Regions from separate parts of the Homo sapiens genome. Here region 1 is linked to region 2. Evidence: chromatin contacts called from ENCODE Hi-C or POLR2A ChIA-PET data. All regions are on one chromosome and are shown on one strand. Each heading gives the region's core, a stretch centred on a gene start or an enhancer-like site at or near the end of the contact. The rest is flanking DNA. Distances are from core to core; before and after follow the strand shown.

What was found. A loop is a pair of places that touch in the nucleus more often than their neighbours do. ChIA-PET counts read pairs that join two places held with the same protein, here RNA polymerase II (POLR2A).
Region 1: a map of HepG2 shows a loop between it and region 2 (4-fold over the local background). The contact joins the enhancer-like site here to the promoter of C4BPB in region 2. A Hi-C loop is called at or near these places in 3 of 168 maps with a recorded cell type or tissue (Calu3, HepG2 and PC-3). POLR2A ChIA-PET finds 5 or more read pairs at or near these places in 1 of 52 experiments (MCF 10A).

What each region holds. Positions count from the first base shown.
Region 1 is chr1:207,150,993-207,154,681 of GRCh38, reverse strand. All of the region lies in intron 1 of LOC107985251 (a long non-coding RNA gene), which reads left to right. Among named protein-coding and RNA genes, the nearest start is that of C4BPA, 49 kb to the right of the region's middle. Within about 2 kb of position 1,666, at least 2 of the 41 ENCODE cell types and tissues checked have a DNase peak (open chromatin) inside an H3K27ac peak, as active enhancers do.
Region 2 is chr1:207,086,217-207,090,180 of GRCh38, reverse strand. It overlaps C4BPB (complement component 4 binding protein beta), which reads right to left and starts at 1,321. Exons shown (of 7, transcript NM_001017365.3): 1 at 1,235-1,321; 2 at 592-699. The coding sequence starts at 649.

The sequences.
Region 1 (3,689 bases), core at 417-2,916, 64 kb before region 2:
AAAGCATATGATATCTCAACATTTGGAATAGATTTGGTAGACTGAAAAATCTCTTGGTGCATTTAGGAGGAAATGTAAATAGAAATATAGAAAACAAAACAAGCAAGCAAACAAACATTACTGGAAAAGGACATTATAGACAACGTATTAAAACAAAAGCAATGAAACATACTCACAAAACGCTATTTGGTATACTGCATAGTCATAACATGTAAAAGTTATTATTGATGTAACCAAAATTATGCAATAATTATATTGAAACAAAAAGAAAAAGCAGGTGATATATTAGAAGATGATTAAATATATATATCTGTAATCAATAGATAACAGCTAAAATGAATAATTTAAGAAAAATAGAAAAAACATTGCCTTAAAATATGAACATAAATATCAGGAAAAAAATGTTGCAAGATATGACAGTGGTTCTCTGGGAGTAGGGAAAGGGAACTGTGTGCACCAGATAATATGCTAATTTGTTAAACGTGAATGTATCTTAATTTTAAAGATAAATAAAGTTGATAGGTCAAGAAATAGATGCGTTTCTAACATGGTTTATAATTTATAGAATTATGTACAAAGTTAAAATCTTAAATGTGAAATTTAAATTTAAAATGGAAAGAGAAAAATGGGTAATATAATGGAGGTAAGCTCTCTATACCTACCTTTATTGTTTTAATATTTGTTAGAATATATATGTATTTATTTTAAATAACTTTTAAAAGGGATTTAAATAAAAGGATAAATTAAAGAATGGAAGGATAATTTAAATCTATGTGAAAATAAGTCAAAACTACTCCTTTATATTAGTAAAGAATGGTAAGAAAGGAAAAATAAAGGGCTAATATTTAAAAACCTCAACTGTTTTTTCTGTACTCTTAAAGACTGAGACTTGGGGTGGATCTTTGTTTAAGCATGTTAATAACATGAAAATATACACATACATAATTACCCATTCTTATCCACTCATAAAATGGTGTGGAAAGTGACTTTCTGGATAGTGGAAATTTTAATTTTATTTATGAAATTAGTTCATTTATGGTTGGTGGAATAGAAGATCCTCAGCACCACTCCTCCCCACAAAAGTACAGCTAGTAACTATTCAAAGACAAGAACACCACCTTGAATTCACCAGAACCTGAGAGAGAAGAGGAGAAAGCCCCTACAACAAAACCACAACTGGTAACAGAAATGGCCATTTTAGACTGTGCCACCCTCTCCCCTAAGCTGGCATAACCGCCACTCACAGAGAACTTCCCTGGACCCACAGTTTCCAAGATGGAAGGAGGGAACTGGAAGTGGACATTCTATCTCCCCACTGGTCTGGGAATTTTCATGGGAAGCCCATGGCAGTCCTGTCCCACAGGAAGCACTGGGAATGCCAGGAGGACTGAACCACCTGGGGTGAATTGAAGACAAGTGGGGGGAAAAGGTGCTTATCACGGGGAATGGCATGTGGATCTTGGTGGCTACTCTGCATTTAAATCAGCTGGGCATCACACAGAGGAGACTGGATAGTGCCATAGTGCTTCATGGGACACAACCCATGGGAAGGCCTGAGTCCCTGGTCAGATTTCCCACACGGCCCGGATGCTTACATGGAACTTTCCCCTGACCTGGAAGCAACTGAAAGGTCAGTGATGAAGTTCTGGTGCTCTCTTAAGTCTTCCCCAGACCTGGAAACCACTGCAGGTCTGTGTTTAAGTTCCTGTGCGAGCTATAAGTTCTGGTACTCACAATAAGTCTTCCCCAGATTGGGAAAAAATGAAAGGGTGGTGATTTAGTTCCAGGGAAGTGTTTAAGTTCTGGTGCTCAATATAAATCCTTTCCAGAATGGGAAGCAACTACAGGCCAGCAAATAAAGTTCTAATGTTAAGTAATAAAAGTCTAACATCACCAAAGAACACCTGCAAAAGTTGGAAGAGGTGGCCATCTCTTCGAATGAACAGGCATCAATGTAAAGACACAAGACTGAAAAAAAATCAGGGAAAAAAACCAACAAAGCTCTGGTAATAGACCCTGAAGAATTAAAGATCTGTGAGCTGCCTGAGAAATAATTAATAATAACCCTCTTTTAAAAATTCAGGAAATCACAAAAAATATCAATAGAAAATTAAATAAAATTTATAAAACAATCCAGAAACAAAATAAGAAATTTGACAAAGAAATAAGAACAATTTTTATTTGATGTTTGTTTTTTAGAGATGGAGGGCTCACTTTTTCACCCAGCTTGGAGTGCAGTGGTATGATCATAGCTCAATGCCATCTTGAATTTCTGGTCTCAAGTGATCCTTCAGCCTCAGCCTCCCAAGTGACTGCTACAGGCACAAGCCAGAATGCCTGGCTAATTTTTAATTTTTTTGTGGAGACAGGGTCTCCCTATATTGCTCAGGCTGGTCTCAAACTCCTGGGCTCAAGCCATCCTCTCCCTTTGTCCTCTCAAAGCACTGGGATTACAGGCATAAGCCACCATGCCCAGCCTAGGAACAACTTTTAAAAACCAAATCAAAATTCTAGAAATAAAGAATGCAATAACTGAACTGAAAAACCCAACAGAAAACTTCAGCAGCAGACCTGATCAAACAAAGGAAAGAATCAGCAAGCCTGGGCCCTAACACAGTGCCTTATGCCTATAATCCCAGCACTTTGGGAGGCCAAGGTAAGAGGATTGCTTGAGACCAGGAGTTTGAGACCAACCTGGGCAATATAATAAGACTCCTTGTCTCTTAAAAAAGTCAGGCATGGTAGTGCATGCCTGTAGTCCTAGCTCCTCAGGAGGCTGAGATGGGAGAGTGGTTTAAGCTCTGGGGTTCAAGGTTACGGTGACCTATGGTTGCACCATTGCACTCTAGCCTGAGTGACAGGAAAAAAAAAAAAAAAGATTCAGCAAGCTCAAAGACAAAACATATGAAATTAACCAATCAGAGGGCAAAAAGGAAAAAGAATAAAATGCAGTGAAAAAGGCCTATGAGAATTATGAGACTCTATCAAACAAACCTCTGCATAATAGGAGATTGCAAGGAGACAAGAGACAAAAAAGGCCTAGAAAGAATATTTAAGAAAATAATGGTTGAAAATCCCCATATCTGGAGAAAGATTGTAGAATTCAGGTACATGGAGCTCAGAGCTCATCTATGAATGGAGCTCAGAGGTCACCAATCCACTTCAACCCAAAGAGGAATTCTTCCCCAAGGTACAGCATAATGAAATTATCAAATGTCAGACCTAGAAAGAATACTGAAAACAGCAAGAGAAAAGAAATATGTCACATTAAACAGAGCCCCAATACAACTTTCAGATTTCTCAGCAGAAACTCTGCAGGCCAAGAGAGAGTGGAAGGATATATTCAAAGTACTAAAGAAAAAAGTCCAACACAAATATTAGTACCCAGCAAAGCTAACTTCAAATATGAATGAGAGATAAAGACTTACCTGGACAAACAAAATTTGAGGGAATTCATCAAGACCAGATTTGTTTTAAGAGAAATGTTAAAGAGAACTCTTCAGTCTGAAAGAAAAGAACACTAACGTATTAGAAGAAAACATCTGGAGGTATAAAACATATTGGTAAAAGTAAGTTTACAGACAAATTTAGAATAATATAACTGTAGAAACTCAACCACTTATATCTTTAGCATGAAGACTATGAAACAAACTATTACAGATAATAACTGCAACAATAGAGACAGGCAA
Region 2 (3,964 bases), core at 72-2,571:
CTCTGTATTCTACTCCCAAGTAGCCGGGACTACAGGCACCCGCCACCACGCCCAGCTAATTTTTTGTATTTTCAGCAGAGACGGGGTTTCACTGTCTTAGCCAGGATGGTCTCGATCTCTTGACCTCGTGATCCGCCCACCTCGGCCTCTCAAAGTGCCGGGATTACAGGCTTGAGCCGCTGCGCCCGGCCGGAATTCCGAAGTTTTATTTTCAAAAGTATAACAGGAATTTTACTCAAATTCAACCACAAGTTGTCCACTTCTAAACAAATAGTCCCCTACACAAATAGCGATCCTGGAGTTTATAACAAGTAAGACCTCCCAGGATTTTGAAATTGGTACTCTTTTTGCTCCCAGAACAGAAAGGGAAAGTAAAAAAACAGTAACCACCCACTTCAGAGATCAGGGTTATCATTAAATGTACACTAAGCTCCTATTGAGTGCAGAGCATTAGGCCAATTTGAGATTTTTCAATAGAAGAATAAAGATATTATAAATGTAAACTTCCTTAAAGCCCTAGACAGAGTTCCTCAAAACACCGCAAAAGGACACCAAATGCCTGTAAGCTGAGTTGAAGGAAAGCATACGTACCATCTGAAGCAGAAACTCGCCACGCAACCATAAGACAGCACGCACACCAAAAAAACATCTGGTGATCAAAGTCCTCTCCCCAGGCTGGAATTCACCCAGCTCAGACACCTGGTTTGAAAAAAAATAGATCTTCTAACACTGCTTAAGACCAACCTAACCACCTCCTCTCTAGAGAAGAGGTTATATTGATTTACCCTCCCTGGAGAAAATGAAAAGAAAAAATCTTACGACAGGAAATCAGAACAGCTGTAAGGAAGCTGGTATAGGGAGGAACTGCAAAAATACAAAGGGATGGTAAAAGAGTTGCCAGGTTTAAAACTCAGTTTCAGAAATTTCCTGGTTTCTGGGAATGCAAATCCAGTTGACCAGTCTTTTTGAAACGCAGGCTTATCCTTCCCCAACAAACATGGGCCAAATGGTCTTGCCATGACCTTGACTTCTGTCAATAGTTGCCAATGTTTACAGTCCAACTTCTGTAACTCTGGCCAGCACTGGGGAAAGAGAACGGGCTGTCAATCCCTGGTTCTTGCCCAGGTAGAACACAATTTTGAATGCTACCTCATCCTCCTTTCCTGAATACCAGATATCCTAAGGCTGTAAGCAGCACTGAAGACGAAAGCTCAAGGAAGTAAACTAACCTTACCTGTCTCTGTCCCTCCAGAGTTAGGGCTTCCCAGCAAGGAACTGGTCTTAACTGACTCCAAAGCTGAGAGCTCCAAAGTCCTGCAGTGACACATTGTTCTCGCTTGCCAGGCCTGTACCCAGGCTTCCTACTTTGTGGCTCTTCCAGGGACAGGATTTGGCCTGAGTCCAGAGTTAACCAAATGAGTAAAGAGAGAGGTGAGGAGAATGCTTTGGTCTCAGGAATTAAGGCATGTAAAATTGTTTTGAGGGATCCCATATCATCTTGCTTGTGACTACTATAACCCTTGGTTGGTTCTCTGTGCTGTAATTATGAAACTGGGGAAAAATTCCTACAAAATTTCAGGTTTTAATAGAATAATAAAGCATTAAGGACACAGTAAGGTTGCAAATGTTCTTCTCTTCTCCATCCATTACTACTGTTTGTGATGATTAATCTATGTCTTTCTCCTGAAAGGAATCAGGATATGCCACCCCCAAATATTTGGCGTTAAGATTCTTTTAAGCTGAAGATATTTGAGATTCAGTGATATGGAAAGGAACAGAGATTTTGGGGGCTTTCCTTATCTGACTAAAGGCAGCAACCTTGGAGATAAGGTTGCCATAAATTCCTTTTCAGGGTAGGTCTATCCTGGAGGGGAGAGCATGAGTAAAACATATTTCAAATTCCTTCTCCAGAGAAATTTCATGGCCTTGAAGGAGACAGAAAGAACACTCGTACTTATATACACAAACATTATCACAAAACTTTCTAATTTCCTACTTTTCCCCTGAAAACCCACTTGCCTTTCCAAAAAATAATCTGTTTTCTTTTTTGTTTGAGATGGTGTCTTGGCATGATCTTGGCTCACTGCAACCTCCACCTGCCAGGTTCAGGCCATTCTTGTGCCTCAGTCTCCCGAGTAGCTGAGATTACAGGCATGCGCTACCACGCCTGGCTAATTTTTGTATTTTTAGTAGAGATGGGGTTTCACCATGTTGGCCAAACTGGTCTTGAACTCCTGACCTCAAATGATCCACCCGCCTTGGCCTCCCAAAGTGCTGGGATTATAGGCATGAGCCACCGCACCCGGCCAATAATCTGTTTTCTTGTAAGTGCCTTTCTTCTCCCCACCTTCACCTATTAAGATGATGTATAAGCCCCAATTCTAACCAACTTTTTGAATTACTTATCACTGAGTTTTCCCACATGTACTCAAGTTACATGTATAAATAGAATTTTCTCTCCTGTTAATCTGTCTTAGTCTAATTTGCAGGTCCCAGCCACTGAATACAATATGGTAGAGGAAAGGTGTTTTTTTCCTCCCCTTTATTCCCACAGGAAACTGCTAACTCCAGGACAGGGTTTGTGTCTGATTTGTATTTGTATTCCCTTCCACGGTGCTTCATATTGCAAAGCAGTTGTCTGTTAAATGAATGAAAGTAATGCAGAAATAAATGAAAAAAACTGTCATCCAGAAACTCTACCACAGCCCCCAAAATCCATATGATCACTTGCCATTTATCACATGCTGCCTTATGATTTTTTATGTCTTATCTTTTCTTAACTAATATGCAAATTCCTATAGTGTAAGCACCCTCTAAGACATGATTTTCAAAAAGTTAAAAATATGACACAAGTAAATATAAGATGAATATATATCAAAGATTTAATTCAACTCATTAATTAATGAGGAAACATTCAGATGCTACAACTGGTTCAAAGAAGAATTTGAGGAATAGGAATGCATATAGTCAGTCAGTCAAAAGCATTCTGAAGTGACCTTTCCAATAGATACAAAACTGGTTAATATCCTACAGAGTAACAAACTGTAATATTTGCAATTAGCTTTTCTACCTGGTGGAAAGTAATTAAAACAAAATGGACAAAATATATTTGCTCTACTATAACCAGGAATCATTTGCATTGTTCTCAGATAAGAGTCATTTGCATTCCTATAAATTTACTGCAAATTAACCTCTATGCTTAAAGAGTTCTAAAAGAACTTTAAATAAAGTCAGTCAGAGATCATCTCCAGAGGGCCTGCTAGAAAATGCCCAGGAATCCATTGAGCATTTACTCCAGTGATCTCTTTTTGCTAATCCTAAGCTTTGAATAATTTTTATTTACATACCCCATGTTCTACTTCTTGAGGAATGCATGTTCTTCAGTATCTTTTATAGATTTATATACAGAATGTTTGTACAATAAATTATTTTAAAAAGGAAGGAAAATCTAGTTTAGCCCTACATAAATATGGACATAAAATAGAACATGTATTACAGGAAATAATTGCAAGTAATTCTTCATCTTAATGGCTTACTTCAGATTCAGAACTATAGGACTTTAGAAACCATATCACTTATACTATTGTCTTACTAATATTTCTCCATAAAATATAAAAATACAAAAATATTCACACTAAGTGGGCTCTATAGAGACAATAAATAGCATCACAAAGTTTGGGTCAGGTTTTTTCTGTCAAATGAATTAGAAGAAAACTTTGTCTCAAAGGTTTTTGGATTTTAGAATTAGAGATTAAAGAAAGAAACAGAGAGTGATTGAGAGAGAGAAAGAGAGTAATATGGTGGGTCTTGGGGGAGAGGCAGAATCAGAGATAGATGCAGAGAGATAGAGATGCTTAGGAAGGGGTGTCTGGGGACTCTGAAGGACAAGTCTCCACCTGGCACTGCCATTGTCCCCCGCCCCAATCCCACTCTTCCCTCCTCAGCCCTCTCTCCCCACAGGATG